Linked DNA regions of Mus musculus: region 1 is linked to region 2. A link is a loop called in an ENCODE intact Hi-C map of the cell type or tissue named here. Cell type or tissue: gastrocnemius. All regions are shown on one strand.

Evidence for each region. A loop is a pair of places that touch in the nucleus more often than their neighbours do. Peaks named below come from ENCODE experiments on the same cell type or tissue, not always from the same donor. Only the 100,000 strongest peaks of a DNase experiment are listed, where the experiment ranks them.
Region 1: it touches region 2 in a loop (2.9-fold over the local background); 2 of 42 quality-filtered maps call a loop at or near these places.

The regions. Positions count from the first base shown.
Region 1 is chr1:21,423,676-21,431,675 of GRCm38, forward strand. It overlaps Kcnq5 (potassium voltage-gated channel, subfamily Q, member 5), which reads right to left. Exons shown (of 14, transcript NM_023872.3): 11 at 374-482. Among named protein-coding and RNA genes, the nearest start is that of Khdc1b, 44 kb to the left of the region's middle. In gastrocnemius, no CTCF peak of the experiment used is centred here; no DNase peak of the experiment used is centred here; H3K27ac peaks cover 1,313 bases.
Region 2 is chr1:21,523,068-21,531,067 of GRCm38, forward strand. All of the region lies in intron 3 of Kcnq5 (potassium voltage-gated channel, subfamily Q, member 5), which reads right to left. Among named protein-coding and RNA genes, the nearest start is that of Khdc1b, 140 kb to the left of the region's middle. In gastrocnemius, no CTCF peak of the experiment used is centred here; no DNase peak of the experiment used is centred here.

The sequences.
Region 1 (8,000 bases), 99 kb before region 2:
ATTGAATAAAAGGCATAAAATAATTAAGAAAAATATAGTTCTAGTTACATCAATAAACCAAATGTCTCTAAAGCGACAAATATAAGACAGTACACTCACTCTTACACAATTTATCTGGTTGCTTAGCTTTTCAAATCCCACCTACCTTTTAACATATTTCATGTTGCAGCTAGTACAGTTCCTTATGAAGAAAAAAATTACTTAGTGAGTTAAGAGGTGTGTGGGTGAACACACCAAGGGGAAATAGTTATTCCAGGAAACTTATTTGGTTGGGAAAAGAGAGAGAGAGAGAGAGAAAACCAAACAGCTCCACAGTAATTCAAAGAATCAGAGATAAGCCAGACGCACAGTTTTGTTCATGGGTTTTACCCACCTGATTGCTCGGATGACGGTTTTAAGTGGTGGGGTGAGGTCCTCCACAGAGACGTCACACTGGCATCCTTTCTCATCATACACATCATCAATGCCAAGGGCTGTGTCGGCTGCAAGAGACAAACACCACCAGCTTCTGGTTAGGACATACTGGGTTGTTTGTCTCACCCTGGAGAGATGGGGGCCCTTGCAGACTGAGCATTTAATCAGCTGATGAGGTAGAAACCCAGCCATTGATGTTGCCAAATCCTAAAAATTCATCCCTGTCCTTGATGATTTGACAGGAACATTTTCCCCCAAGTTGTTCTCCACCTGGAGGATGGTGGTGACAAATTTGTGTCGATCTGCTCATACTTTTTGCGCTGGTTGTTGAAAGCTAATAGGTGTTATTTAAATTGCAGTTGTTTAGAGTTGAGGAAACTGTCTTTGGACACTTAAATTCATTAGTCTGCCTATACAGAGCTGAGATCCCACGACACTGACCTCATTAGCTCTGTTGCTGAACCACTTACTTTATAAGCAGCAGACCGGAGAAGGTTGACTACTTATTGCTTGCTGGCCTGGCAATGGTGGGGTGGTGAGAGCGCTTGCTTAAGCAGATACAACCACAGCTAAAGGAAGAGCGGTTTGCATATGAAAATCAGTTCCGTATAAACCAATTAGATTAAGTTTTTGGTTAATTGTAACATTTGGGAATGTGCGTCTATTATTACTCCTGGCTGTTCGCAGTGTGGGAGTAAGGCACAGAAGGCTATGAAACTTCTCTAAGGACATAGGAAGACTAAAGTGATAAATCCAGAGCTGTTCTTCGGACCTCTTCCCATGTGTCCCTTTTGCCTGCTCTCTTGGCCTCTGGCTTCCCTTCTGTAGTACTATTCCTTTCATATGACTATGTGCACAGAGCGCATTGTCTTGAAGTTCCAGCTTGGAGCAGTCTAGTTACCTTGGCTGTGTGGTGCGGTACTTTATATCTTATAGGAGCTCTGGATGCGTATATATGAGGGAGCTTCTAGGAAGAGTATACAAGGGAAAGAGAAGACAGACAGGTAACACATATAAACTGACTGACTGACGGCTGAGACCGGCATCCTCTGAGCTGCACAGATACTAGCTCCTCAGAGGCAGTATCAGATCACACTCCTCAGGGCTTCCAGTGTAGAATTTTTGGGAGCATTTGTTACTCTGCTTCAAAATTGAGGCATGTGACTGCTTCGTCTCATCTGAACTCTAGTGAAAGGTATTACTCACATATATTCTGGGATCGCTGAGTGGTCTCAATGGGGGGTACGTTTCAGAAAACCATGGACATAGGAGAGGACATAGGGAGAGTAGATATAACAATTCCCATATTGATGACCTCTTGAAATGGTAGAACAGCCTTATATTAAACAGCATAGGATGCAGGGTCATTTGTTTGTAAATAAAAATGCTATTATTTGAGAACACTTTTACAGACATTAGATGTGTTTTGGTCAAATATGACATTTCTTCTATCCTAATATCAAATATCCTATTTCTTCTATCCCAATTTTTCCTTGATTCACTCACTATTCTGCCACTCCCTGCCACCTTCCAACTGCATGTTGTTTTTCCCCCATTGAGACCACTCAGCGATCCCAGAATATATGTGAGTAGAATAGACCATCTCCTGGAGCCCCTTGGGGACTGCATTCTTGATTTCCCCCTCCTGGAACAGTACATGGGAATTGTCCCAGAACAGTGCATGGGGATTGTCACAGGACAGTACATGGGGATTGTCACAATTACCACAAGGTGCAGATAGTGAAACCAGTGCTCACGGCTGACTCAAAATGGAACTGAAACTCCATCAAGTGATCAAATGACAGTGATCTCTTGGATTACTGCTGTACTTCTTCACCCCTAGCCTAGATATCAAGAAGACACATGGTCAAACTACCTTGGTGGGAAGAAATCTAGACTAAAAAGAGAGCCAGATACTAACAGTATTTATATTCAGATGTGTCTTACTGGGCAGATTTATCATACCATTTTATAACTCAAAGATTCAGGTACAAATTCAACAATCATGTCTGCTTTGTAGATTTCATTTATTTAGTGAGTGTCTGAGTGTACAGGTATGTGCCACAACATGTATGTGAAGTCCAGAGGACAAACTGTGGGAGTTGATTCTTTCATTCTGTTATGAAGGTTTTGGGGATCAAACTCGGGTGATAAGTTTGGCAGCAAGCAACCTTTATTGGTGTAGCTACCTCATCAGCCCTCATTTCTGCTGTTTTGGTAGGTTTTGTTAGAGCAAATAAACACCCAACATATGTCTGCTGGTGAGTGTGGGGCTAGGGTGCTAACTTAGATGTTATTCTCATCCTTATTCCAAAGCCCCCCAAAATGAGAAAGACAACATTATTTTGCCTCATTCATATCTTGGGATATCAAGTTTCTTTCTAATATTGTTAATAATTCATTATAACTCTTATGGTTCCTAACAACTTAGAGCCCTCTATGACTATTGAGCAGCTGGGGATGGACGATCATCAATGGAGGCTGGATCTCTGCTCTCCCCTCACGGGCTAGGCTGTGGAATTTTGGTAGATTCATGAGATTCTCAAACATATCTGGACAAAGCCTAGCCATTGTATCCAAATGTCAGTCAAATAAGGTGCTCCAAATGCCTCTTGCTTTGGACAATCTTCCCACCTTGTGCTGTTCATCTCTGGCACAGAAAAAGGAGTATAAAATACAACTGTTTTCATTTGTGCAATGCTTTTCTGTTTTTTTCTTTTCTCCTTAACATTCCTTCTCTTCCCTCCCTCCCTCCCTCCCTCCCTCCCTCCCTCCCTCCCTCCCTCCCTCCCTCCCTCCCTTCCTTCCCTCCCTCCCTCCCTCCTGCCCTCCTGCCCTCCCTTTCTTTTTTGGTGTTCTGTGTTTTGTTATTGGTGGGCCAGGACCTTGATCATACCAGGTGGGCATTCCGTCTCTGAACTGTATCCTTAGTCCCATTTCTTATTAATTTGATAATTAGTATTGATATATTCTGAAGTTGTTACCCTCCATTTAGATTTAGAAAAACCTAGAATAAACATTTGGGAAAAAAAAAATCTCACAGGGCAGCGGTGGTACACGCTTTTACTCTCAGCATTTGGGAGGCAGAGGCAGAGGCAGGCCTCTGTGAGTTCCAGGTCAGTCTGGAGTACACCGTGAGTTCCAGAACAGCCAGAAAAATGCTGCCTGGAAAAAACAAAATTCAATCCAAACCAAATCACTCATTAAAATTGGCATTGGTAGTAAAAACATAACTCGGAACAAGTTTTTATAGCTATTAAAACTTAAGATCGGGCCAGGGAAGATGGCAACGGTGTTGTGAGTAGCTGAGTGTGTATCTTGAGAACTCGTACAGAATCCCAGTGCTCCCACTGAGAGGTAAGGGGTAGAGACAGGAGAATCCCTAGAAGTTACCATGCCAGACGGCCGGACACACAGTGTAATAGTACCCACAAAGCTTGATTTGAAAAACCTGCAAAATACAAACAATATCAATATGTCTATCATACTTAGGATACTTAATTGTGGGACTCATAGTTCAGGGTTGACACCTGTGGCTGTCCTCTGACTTCTACATGCACCAGCACCACTTTTGGGTATGTGGATTCACACACACACACACACACACACACACACACACACACACACACACACACACTTATCAGTTCCTTAAGAAATTAAAAGATGTTTTTCCTAACTCCTAAAATTGACATAGTTTGGGGAAAGGAAAGTTAGAGAATGAACTAAGGTTTCGCTGGCCACTTACAACATATAGCTTTTGACATACAGAGCATTCAAAAAACAAAGGTGAGTTTAGAATGAAGGAAATAATTTCTTTTTTCAAAGATTCAAAATGTCAAAGCAACCAGGATTGTGGTACATTTTTTACAGTAAGAGTGTGAGAGATCCCAGTGTACATATAGAAAGGAAACATACAAAAGCCATCTGTCACTGGGCCACAGGGAACACACATTGAAATAGCCACCATTAATGGTAGTGACGACCAATTTGTTACAGTCTGTCATGAGTCACGGTATATTCTCCAAAGATTCCTTCCTCTGCCGCTTATTGGGTTAAAGTTGCTCTCTCACCCACTAGCATCTCACAGCACCTTAAATATCTTCCTAAATTTAGAAGGTTCACGTTAGACATGTGCTAAGCCAAGGATAATGTCTTTGATCTGAGTAGAGTTCAGAGTGACATATTGGGCCCTGGAGCAGTAACATAATCCTATTTCTCTATGTCCTTGGCTTGGCCCCTTTTTCAGTCCTGTGCTAGCTGCTTCGAAGTTACCAACAGATTGGCTGGGTCCCTTAGGCACAAACAAATAGCCAACCCAGGAAACAGATCATATAATGTTTGGCCTAGACTTATCTCTTTTCAAATACTAATTTTAACTCTACCTTTCTCCCATAATAACATTAACACATGCTTGTTAAAACTTATCCTTTATCAATTTCATTCTTTGCCTGACCACATAATATTGGTATGCGTTAGGGAGTGTGATGGTTTGTATATCCTTGGACCAGGGAGTGGCACCATCTGAAGGTGTGGCCTTGTTGGAATAGGTGTGACCTGGTTGGAAAGGGTGTGTCACTGTGGGTGTGGGTATAAGATCCTCACCCTAGTTGCCTGGAAGTCAGTCTTCCACTGGCAGCCTTTGGACGAAGACATAGAACTCTCACCATCTCCTGCACCATGCCTGCCTGGATACTGCCATGCTCCCACCTTGATGATAATGGACTGAACCTCTCAACCTGTAAGCCAGCCCCAATTAAATGTTGTTTTTTTATAAGACTTGCCTTGGTCATGGTGTCTGTTCACAGCAGTAAAACCCTAACTAAGACAGGGAGGTACAACATGACGTTTTTGGTCTCCGTTATTGAGTCAACATCTTGTTATGTTGCATACCTACATGTGAGTTCTTGATCTTCCTGCCTAAACCATGCACACCAGAGCCAGCACGATATGATTTTGTATTCATGTACATGATGGAACATGATCAAATCAGAGAATTCAGCATCATCACCTGAAGCTTTCCACCTCTTCCCTCCCTCCCTCCCTCCCTCCCTCCCTCCCTCCCTCCCTCCCTCCCTCCCTCCCTCCCTCCCCCCCTCTCTCTCCAGGTTTCTCTGTGTAGCCCTTGCTGTCTGTGAGCTCAGAGATTTGCTACCACTGTCTAGCTTACATTTTCCCCCCAGAACTATTTTTTTAAATCAACTACTGATGGCATACAAAAGAATAAAAGTACACCTAATTTAAATAATCAGTGCTTTGTGAAATGATAATATACACTGCATCACAATGTTAAGCCTAACTGTCAAGATGCACCTCTTCGGTGTTTCAAAGAGAAGTTAGGGCACCAACAAAATTAGAGCTCACAGTTTGGGCTCATTTGGATGGTAAAAGATGATTTTGTAGTTATATTGGCAGGGTGTGATGATGAAAAATTCATCCATTAGACAGTATAGTGTATAGTAAAAAAAATATAACCAGAAGGGAAAGAATGGGGTGGATTTGATTAAAAAAATTATACACATGTACAGAATTCTTAAATGACAAGAAGTTAAGAAAAGACAGGTGTATATTTGAGTTAATGCCTGAAAAGAAATGATGTCATGGGTTGGTGTGGTAGGCAGAGGTTGCTGCCAGGCTTGATGACCTGAGTTCGATTCCTGGAACCCACATGGTAGAAAGAGAGAATGACTCTTACAAGTTGTCCTCTGACCTTTACACACATGCCATGGCAGCTGTGCAATGTCCTCCATAAAACAAATATAAGAATAAATGTGGTGGAAATGTAAATAAATGTCTGAAAGTAAATGACATCCATCAAATTGCAAAACAAATCTTTCTTATTACCCCCTTCCTTCCTTCCTTCCTTCCTTCCTTCCTTCCTTCCTTCCTTCCTTCCTTCCTTCCTCCCTCCCTCCCTCCCTCCCTCCCTTCTTTCTTTCTTTCTTTCTTTCTTTTCTTTCTCTTTCTTTCTTTCTTTCTTTCTTTCTTTCTTTCTTTCTTTCTTTCTTTTTTCTTTTTGAGAAAGGGTGTCTCTGTGTAACAGCCCTGGCTGTTCTGGGACTTGCTTTGAAGACCAGGTCGGCCTTAAAAGAGATTCACATGCCTAGACACGTGCCACTATGCCAAGTCTTGCAACAGATTTCGTTGAGGAGTAATTTTTTATTTTTTAAATTTTAATTTTTATTATATATATTTTTATTTATACTTCAAATGTTATCCCCTTTCCTGGTTTCCCCTCTGAAAGCCTCCTATCCTCCCCACCCCCATTCACTAACCCCCCCACTCCCACTTCCTGGCCCTGGCATTCCCCTACAGGGGTCATAGAGCCTTACAGGACCAAGGGCCTCTCCTCCTATTGATGACTGACAAGGGCATCCTTTGCTACATATGCAGCTCGAGCCATGAGTCCCTCCATGTGTACTCTTTGGTTGGTGCTTTAGTCCCTGGGAGCTCAGGGGGTACTGGCTGGTTCATATTGTTGTTCCTCCTATGGGGCTGCAAACCCCTTCAGCTCCTTGGGACTTTTCTCTAGTTCCTCTATTGGGGACCCTGTGCTCAGTCCAATGGTTGGCTGAGAGCATCCACCTCTGTACTTGTCAGGCACTGGTAGAGCCCCTCAGAAGGCAGCTATATCAGGCTCCTCTCAGCAAGCACTTGCTGGCATCCACTATAGTGTCTGGGTTTGGTGACTGTTTATGTGATAGATCCCCATGTGGGGCAGTCTCTGGATGGCCTTTCCTTCAGTCTCTGCTCCACACTTTGTCTCTGTAACTCCTCCCATGGGTATTTTGTTCCCCCTTTTAAGAATGACCGAAGTATCCACACTTTTGTCTTCCTTCTTCTTGAGCTTCTTGGGTATTCTGAGCTTTTTGGCTAATATCCACTTATCAGTGAGTGTACACCATGTGAGGACTAATTTTTAAAAACACTGGTTTATGAAAACATTTCAAAACATTAAATTAAATGTTCATTGTGATGAGTAATTTGGAGACAGGCTAAGTTCTGTGCTCTGTACAAATTAAAGGCTTTATGCTTTACTACAGGCGAAGTTCAATATTCTAATTGTCTTAGAAAAAAAAATACACTTCACAATTTAAACAGAACTTACAGTACTACAGTTTGTAGACTATCTTTCCATCTTCTTTCCTCCCTCTCTCTCTTCCCCCTCCCTTCCCTTCCTCCCTCCCTCCCTTCCTCCCTCCCTCCCATTTTCTTCCCTTTCTGTTCTTAGACTATGTTTCATATATTCTCCTATGTCCTTGAACTTGCTATTGTAGATGAATATGACCTTAACTTTCTCATCTCTTGCTTTTATCTCCCTAATAACCTCTAGGATTAAAGGCATGAGCTACAGTATCTGGGTTATGTAGTGCTGGGGATAGAACCCAGGGTTTCCTGTGTGCCAAGAATGTACTGAGTGGACATCTCCAGCCTCCACAAACCTTTCTTGAAAAAAAAAAAAGAGACAGATCTGGATGTTCAAAATGTAAAAAAAAAATTTTTTTGTGTGCATCAAGTTGTAGCAATTGTTTTTGCTATCCAATAAAGAAAAAAGAAAGAAAGGAAGAAAGAGAGAAAGAAAGAAAGAA
Region 2 (8,000 bases):
CTTTATACCTGTCATCTGATTTTTTTTTCCTTCAGCTTCTCCTGGAAGTTCTTTGAAAAGTCTGAAATTCCATGTTTAAAATTCATTTAACATTATGGATGCTAAACTAAAGCACATCACAAAACACCTTTTAGAATATGGTTTAAGAGTTAGAGGCACTATTATATGCTTCTTTAGCTTCAAAATGAGAGCACTTACATAGAAATCCTATGGTAAATTAGCCTTTGCATTGTCCATGGTAATGACAAAATGCCTACAATGGAAGATTCTGTACCACCATGCTTTCTGTGGACCAATCTGCCCACTGCACTACTGCTGGGCACAGAAAATAACAGTTGGCATTTAGAGCATTCTTGCTGCAAGCCAAAGAGCCATGCTTGCTATTCAGCCTGTGGATGCTATATATATATTTATATAATTTCAATGTCATTATGATGTAAAGAGGTACATGATGAGAGAATTTGCCTCTCCCAGTAAATCTTGGCTTGCACAATGTCTTCAGGTGAACATTTTTACTCTTCTTTACTTTGAGAGCTCTTCTCATTTTTTTTATTCAGATACAGAGCAACATAAATACTTACATTATGCCTATGTCATTTACATTTAATACAGCTTGGCAGTACAGACAGACGTCAAGTGTGTTTTATCATGGGGACATTCCCTAGTTGATTTAGCTGAAGACTAGTGGTGAAAATATTATTAGGAAACTCAGCTCATGGGTAGAGAATAGATGCTTATGTTATTTAAACAATTATGGATGTTTTTCATAAGTGGCACTACTTAGCAATCCTGTGGTGTGTGTATGCTTGATTCAGTCATGTGGAATAACCACAGGCCCACTGAAATATGTCTGGTGGAATCAAAGATTCCTGTCATTCTGGTAGCTAAGAGAATTTGACCATACACATTTCTTTCTCAGGAGTGTGATGGTGTGTCTAAGAGGCATACTTCTCTTTTAGCAGATTTGGGTCATCCCCTCCTTCTCAACCTTGATTTTGTACTGGGATGCCAGAATTTCCTTGACTTCTGTGTTCCTTCTATCTTAAGGGGATCAGTTTTTTTGTCTTTGATAGGAGGTATATGTATTTTTCTTGGTGTTTCCTATAGTTGCTTTTATTTTTGCTTCATGTGTCATGCAACATTCTTTGTTGGTTTTGTCCCTATTTGTAATAATGATTAGAAAATGAATAAAAATAAATTATTAAAAAGAGGAAGGCTTCTGAACTTTCATGATCATAGAGATTTCTATATTTGCTTCCTACTTTTTATTTTCCCTGTTTGTTTTACATCTTGACTTGGAATTTATCTTAAGTAAGACGGACATGGATCTAACATGACCTTTTCCTACATGAGCAGCTGGTTGTTCCATCATGGAAAAGGTATCTCATTGGTCAAAAATCCATGAATCTGATCACCCACTGATGTTTTACTGGGAAAAAATACTTTCTGATTTGTTATGATAAAAAAGCCACTGGAAAAAGTAAGGGGGATTTTGAAGAAATGATAGTCTTCGGTATAAGACAGGGGGAATCCTATAAGAGAGGATTTGGATTAAGGAGAACAAATGAACTTTCTATAAGTTACACAAGAACTGTGATTACTAGGCCCAATTATCTATATGGAACATTGGTAGAAGTTTTAAATGTGTTAGTCTGAAGGAGCCATAAATGTCATTTATATCAGCCAAGATGTAATTTACATCCATGAATATATATCTTAAAAGGAATAGCCACATTCTATAAAACGTATTTTTTTCTGGTAAAGTTATACAAAAAACACTTACTACATACCCCAGTAATTTCTAGAGAAATAAAAGTTCATGTTCACATAAAAACTAATACAAGAATATTCATAAAAGCTTCATTGGTAATAGCTAAATAATAAACCAAATGGGTTCCTAAAGGGAAATGAATAAACAAATTGTGGTTCAACCATCTCCCAGGATATATTATTCAGTACTAAAAATGGATGGATTACTGAAGGCTGGTGCCCTCACTTTGAGTGAAAGAAAGTGAGTTTCTAGAGCTTGCTATTGTGTATGAGTAAAGTGCTAATTTCCAGGGATAGGAAAATGAAAGTGAGGGAGCTCTGACTTGTGGATCATAGAGGTTATGATCTGAGGGAAGGAGTGACTCTACAAGCTCAATGCCGGAGGTCACAGGCCATGTTTCTGTTGACTGTGTTAATGGTACATAACTCTGTCCATATGATAACAATCTATAGGGACATACATATACAAAGCCATGCATGTAAAAACTAGTGAAATCTGAATAAGGTCACTTAACAGTAGGCATTCATGTTGGTTTTCTGTTGGGGGAAGCCAGAGAGAGGGTACATTCTATCATGGGGATTTGTAAGAAGGACTCAAATTATTTTTATGTAGGTTGGGGATGTGGGGAAAAGCCAGATTGTAGACTAAATGTTTAGAAAAAGAATTGTCTCTGTTCCGATACTTATAAGTATTTACTTCTTGACTTTATATAATGTCTTCAAGGAGGAGGGGGGAAGGAAGAGGGGGAGGGAGACTTAGGGATAAGACTCAAGCCTCATCATACATTTTATTAATTTGGCCCCATTCTGCATATACATGGCACAAGGGATAATGAAGTGTCATCAAGTCAGGACTTAAGCAGATGTCCTGCCCCAGCTCTTTGGTATATGGTGTAGGAAAGCACCTAATGCAAGTCCCAGCTTCGTATGCCATAACATTTGCATCAAATCCCTACTCACTTTAGTACAAGTTTTGTAGGAATTACACAAAATAACTTTTATCTCTGATTTATGATTAAAACATAACGTTTTATCCCTGCTGATGTAATACCAGGCAGCTCAGTCATTAATCTTTTATTATGTGCAATTTCAATGGCAAATTTCTATTTAAATTAAACTCCTATGATACTGGCCATTCTCTAATGTACAAGCAGGAAACACAAAACCAATAGACTAGTGTATGTACTGTATTTATATTTACAGGGAAAAGGCCATCAGAAACAAACATGAGGAAGCTCACACTCATCATCTGAGAGCGGAGCACACATGCACTTTTCCTTTTAGGATGTGGAGAGTTTTGTAATGTTTTATTATTTTATTATTTTTTAAATATTTATATATTTTTATTATTAATTTTATGTGTATGGGTGTTTTGCCTGCATGTGTGTCTCTATACCACATGCATACTTGGTGCCTGCTGTGGCCAGAAGAGGGAGGGGTTCAGATCTCTAGGAACTACATTTTCAGACAACTGTGGGTTACCGTGTGTGTGTGTGCTTGGAATAGAATTTGGGTCCTCTGAAAGAGCAGCCAGTACTCCTGAGGCATCTTTTCAGGCCCTGCTCTCCTTTTTAAGTTCTCTCTCTCTCTCTCTCCCTCTCCCTCTTCCCCCCCTCTCTTTCTGTGTGTGTGTCTGTCTGTCTCTGTCTTTCTCTCTCTCTCCTCTCTCTCTGTCTCTTTCTGTCTCTCTCTGTCTCTCTCTGTGTCTCTGTCTCTCTCTGTGTGTGTGTGTGTGTGTGCCTGTCTCTGTCTTTCTCTCTCTCCTCTCTCTCTGTCTCTTTCTGTCTCTCTCTGTGTCTCTGTCTCTGTGTGTGTGTGTGCGCGTGCGCGCGCGCACATGTGTTTACATCAGATCCCTTGGATCTGGCATTATAGACAGCTGTGAGACAGCCCACATGAGTGCTATGAGTGGGACTTAGGTTTTCATCAGGAGCAGCAAGTACTCTTACCACAGAGACATTTCTCTAGCACCCATGTTTGTGTTTCCTTGATGTACATTTATTTTTTTAATAAAAATATGATTATACCATTTCCCCCTTTCCCTTTTCTTTTCTCCAACTTCTCCTTTGAGTATACCACTCCCTGTTTTCTCAAAAACCCCAAGATCTGTGGCCTCCTTTTCTTTAATTGTCAATATGTGTATTCTTGTGTGATATAAACACACACACACACAATTTTGTAAGTGTGGGTGTTTTGCCTGTATGTATGTTTATATACCACATGCCACGTGCGTGCGTGCGTGCGTGCGTGCGTGTGTGTGTGTGTGTGTGTGTGTATGCATAGTCCATAAAAAGATAGATGTAGTCACTTCGTATTTGTAGCTGGAGGGATCTTGTCTAAAGAAGAACATTTCTCTCACTCTCAGCATGCTGTGGTTGCCTATAGTTCCTTGTCTACGGTTGGAGCTCCGTGAGATTCCCTCTTTGCACTCAGCGTGTGTGTCTACTGGTGTTGTCTTTGCTCAGTGCTTGTTTAGGCAGCCATGTTGATGACTTCATGGGTGTAGCTTCCTTGACTTTTCTTGGAGATTTATTCCTTTTGATCTCAGAGTCTTCCTTCCCAGCCCTGACCAACCCATTTATAACACAACTGCATGCTTATGTGTTTAATCATAGTCACAAAGAGGAGAATTCTGGGACACTTTCAAGCACAAACTTTGCTTATGTTTCAGTGTGAGAAAAACTAAGAAGTTCTTTTCCAGTGCTAACCAGTGGAGAATAAAACCAGTGGCTACTGTTGAACACCTTCTAGGACAAGCTGAAAACCTGGGCCCCCATAGAAAGCCACTAATCTATGTAACATAATCTTCCACTAATCCATTAATAAATTCTTTTCCCTGCTCCTTCCTTATTCTTCCATGTGTAGATTAACGGATTACACTGTAATTAAATTTGACTCTCACAAAAGGCAGTGTGTCAGAGCCGTGAGCTATCGGGAAGCCAGTTTTCTATTCCTAGTTTCAGTGATGACTTACAGCTGAGGACAAAGCACCCCCTCTTCAGGGTGTCTCATTTTTTCCACCTATAAAGTGAGATAAACAATGTCTCAGAGGGATATAGTTCTGCTTTTTCAGTGCCATATTCTAGCAGGGCTCCAGATTCCTTTATGGAATGGTTCTCTTTGCAGAAGTAAAGGTATATTTATATTGTTGTGATTCTTAATAGTCACAAAGACTCAAAATCTAATTGTAAATGCCTCCTACTAGATATTGCATTATCTACATTTGTAAAGACTGCAACCAGCTGTGCCCCAAGTCTCTCTGTGATATTTATTAAAAATTAAAGGAAACACATTGCAAAGACATACTGCGGAACATTTTCAAAGCCACGTGTAGCGGTCTAACTGCAGGATTTCCACTGAAGTTAATGGGACTCATACTGGTAAATTCTAAGTACCACTTTGAAAATTTACCCCATAGTGACAGTTTAATGCTCCTTATTGATTGTAACTTTCCAGATAACATCTTGAGGCAAAAGGGACTACTTCTCAAAGGAAAGAAATAATCTTTAATGAAATAAATCTGCATTGCAATCACGGTAATGAATGAGTCTGGGGGCACAGTCATCTGGAATGAAAGCTCCCAGGAACTGCTTGTTAGTGACAGCTGCCAAGGCTGCTGTAACAAGTTTCCATCATGTCATAATATCAGTGGCACACAGAAAACAATGCATTTCCTTTTTAAAGTAGAGATTACATGTTCACAAGGGCAGGGCGTTACATACATGGAGAAGTCATGGATTGCTACTTTACAAATTATTCCCCCATCATATGTATGTATGTATATATATATATACATACACACACACACACATATATACATATGTGTGTGTGTGTACATATATATATATATATCTAATACAAAGTTCTAGTAGGCGTAGATGACTAAAAGACCCAGTCAAACTTCTAGACGTCTTTAACTCAGATATTCATGTTAGTTCTGAAGTTCCCAAGTTCTTTGCATTTAAATATAGTTCCTCATGTCCTGGTGACCAGCAACCGTAAAATTATTCCCTTGCTACTTCAGGATTGTAATGTTGCCACTGTTAGGAATTGTAACATAAATCTATGATACACTGGATATCTGATACATGATCCCTGTGAGGGTTAAGACCCAGACGTTGAGAACTGCTGTTCTAAAGATTGTGACTTCTGCCCATCTCTGCCATCGTTTCTTCTAATTGTCTTTACTGGACTTGACTTACAGTCACAACACACAGTGCCTCCTGCCCAAGCCAATCTCATAAGATTGGAGGAAATTTTCAAATATTCTTCCTTGGATTAGAAAGGTATGTGCCCAAATATTTCCAAGACTGATTCCTTTTAGAAAAATATTATGATCGACTCAGTATTCTAGTACTTGGAAAGATTTTCTTTGGCTGCACAATCGAAAATATCTCCCCTATGTTCTCTATGTTTCTATTTTCACCACCCAGAGCTCATCACCCATTTATGTATATATGTGTATATGTATGTATATATATATATTTTTTTTCTGGATGACTAAATTTCAAAACTTAGGTGATCTTGGTGCCTTTGTCTTATAGAGTGAATCATGACAGTCCATATCATTCTTTCCAGAACTCTTCAATGTTCTTTTGGCTTTCCCCTTTCTAATGATATATAAGACTGAACTCTTACTACTAGGGACTATTTTTATGCACATCTGCATCTTTTGCACTTAGAGTGTGCCTGCCACATATCTATGTTCTATCTTTGAATATTTTTTCTTATAGATCAGGAAATAGGAGCAATAATAGTAAAACATATCACTGGGGTCTACTAAAGTTTATCGAAGACAGTCTTCAGTTCTTCATTCCTCTCTAAGAATAATTTTTGCATGGTCAAGTACAATAGCCTTTTACTCTTCCTTATCAGTCAGGTTTGCATACCACAGTGTTACCTAAACAGCGACTGTCATTGAACAGTTGGAAGCATTCCTGGGAGGGAGATGACCTACCCTAGAATTTGCAAAGTATTTTTCAAAGATTTATTTATTTATTTTATATGACTGCACTGTAGCTGTCTTCAGACACACCAGAAGAAGGCATGGAATTCCATTACAGATGGTTGTGAGCCACCATGTTGTTGCTGGGAAATGAACTCTGGAAAAGGACCTCTGGGAGAGCAGTCAGTGCTCTTAACTGCTGAGCCATCTCTCTAGCCTGAAATTTTTTTTTACAAACAAACAAACAAACAAACAAACAAAGAACTACTTATTTCCAGTTTGCAAGTCCCAGCGCCCCTCAGAATGACACTGCATAAGAGTGTAAGAAATAGATACTAGGCACAGAAGCTTATTTATCCCCTAATTTCTCCTCCAAGTTAGAAAGTAGCAATAGATAGAGTTGTTAAAAATAAAACTAATGAGCCGGGTGGTGGTGGTGCACACCTTTAATCCCAGCACTCGGGAGGCAGAGGCAGGTGGATTTCTGAGTTCAAGGCAATCCTGGTCTACAAAGTGAGTTCCAGGACATCCAGAGCTATACACAACCCTGTCTCAAAATGCCTCCCACCCAAAAAAATAAAAATAAAATAAAATAAAACTAATGTTGTTATTAATGTTATTGAATAAACTCTGGGTTTTTGAATTTCCAATGCCAGAAGTCATTAGTTGGTTCCAATGGTCAAAGTTCAATGAAGTTTAATTTTAAAATGTCAGAGAACAATGAGCAAGGGATATTTTTTTTTCTGGAGTAAAATCATTGGAAAAGAATCCTATTTTTATTTTTGTTTTCTGGCCATCTTTCTAACTTTTCACCAGTTTGCTAAGTGCTATCTGATTTCCTCATGTTTAGAATGGGGTGTTAGTGGCTGGGAAGACTGCTCAGTAGTTAAGAGCATCCAGCTTTGGTTTCTAGCACTCACATGGTGGTGGCTCAGAACTATCTATAATTCCAGTTTCAGGGGATTCAATGCCCTTTTCTGGTCTCTGCAGGCATCAGACATGCATGTGGTGCACAGACATATAGGCAGGAAAATATCCATATACATAAAATAAGATAGTAGTAAAAAATTTAAAAGTATATTATAATACTTGAGTAGGATTAGTAATTTAATACTTATAAGGTACTTGAGGTAGCATGTAGCAGTCCTCTGTGAATAATGCTACTAGAAAGTAATAGTATATGATTAACTAGGTTTCAACTGTCCCCAGTTGACCCTAGGATAGAATGTGTGTGTCACAGAAGGGCATGAACGCTTATTAAGAGAAGTTGCAGAATGCATGACTG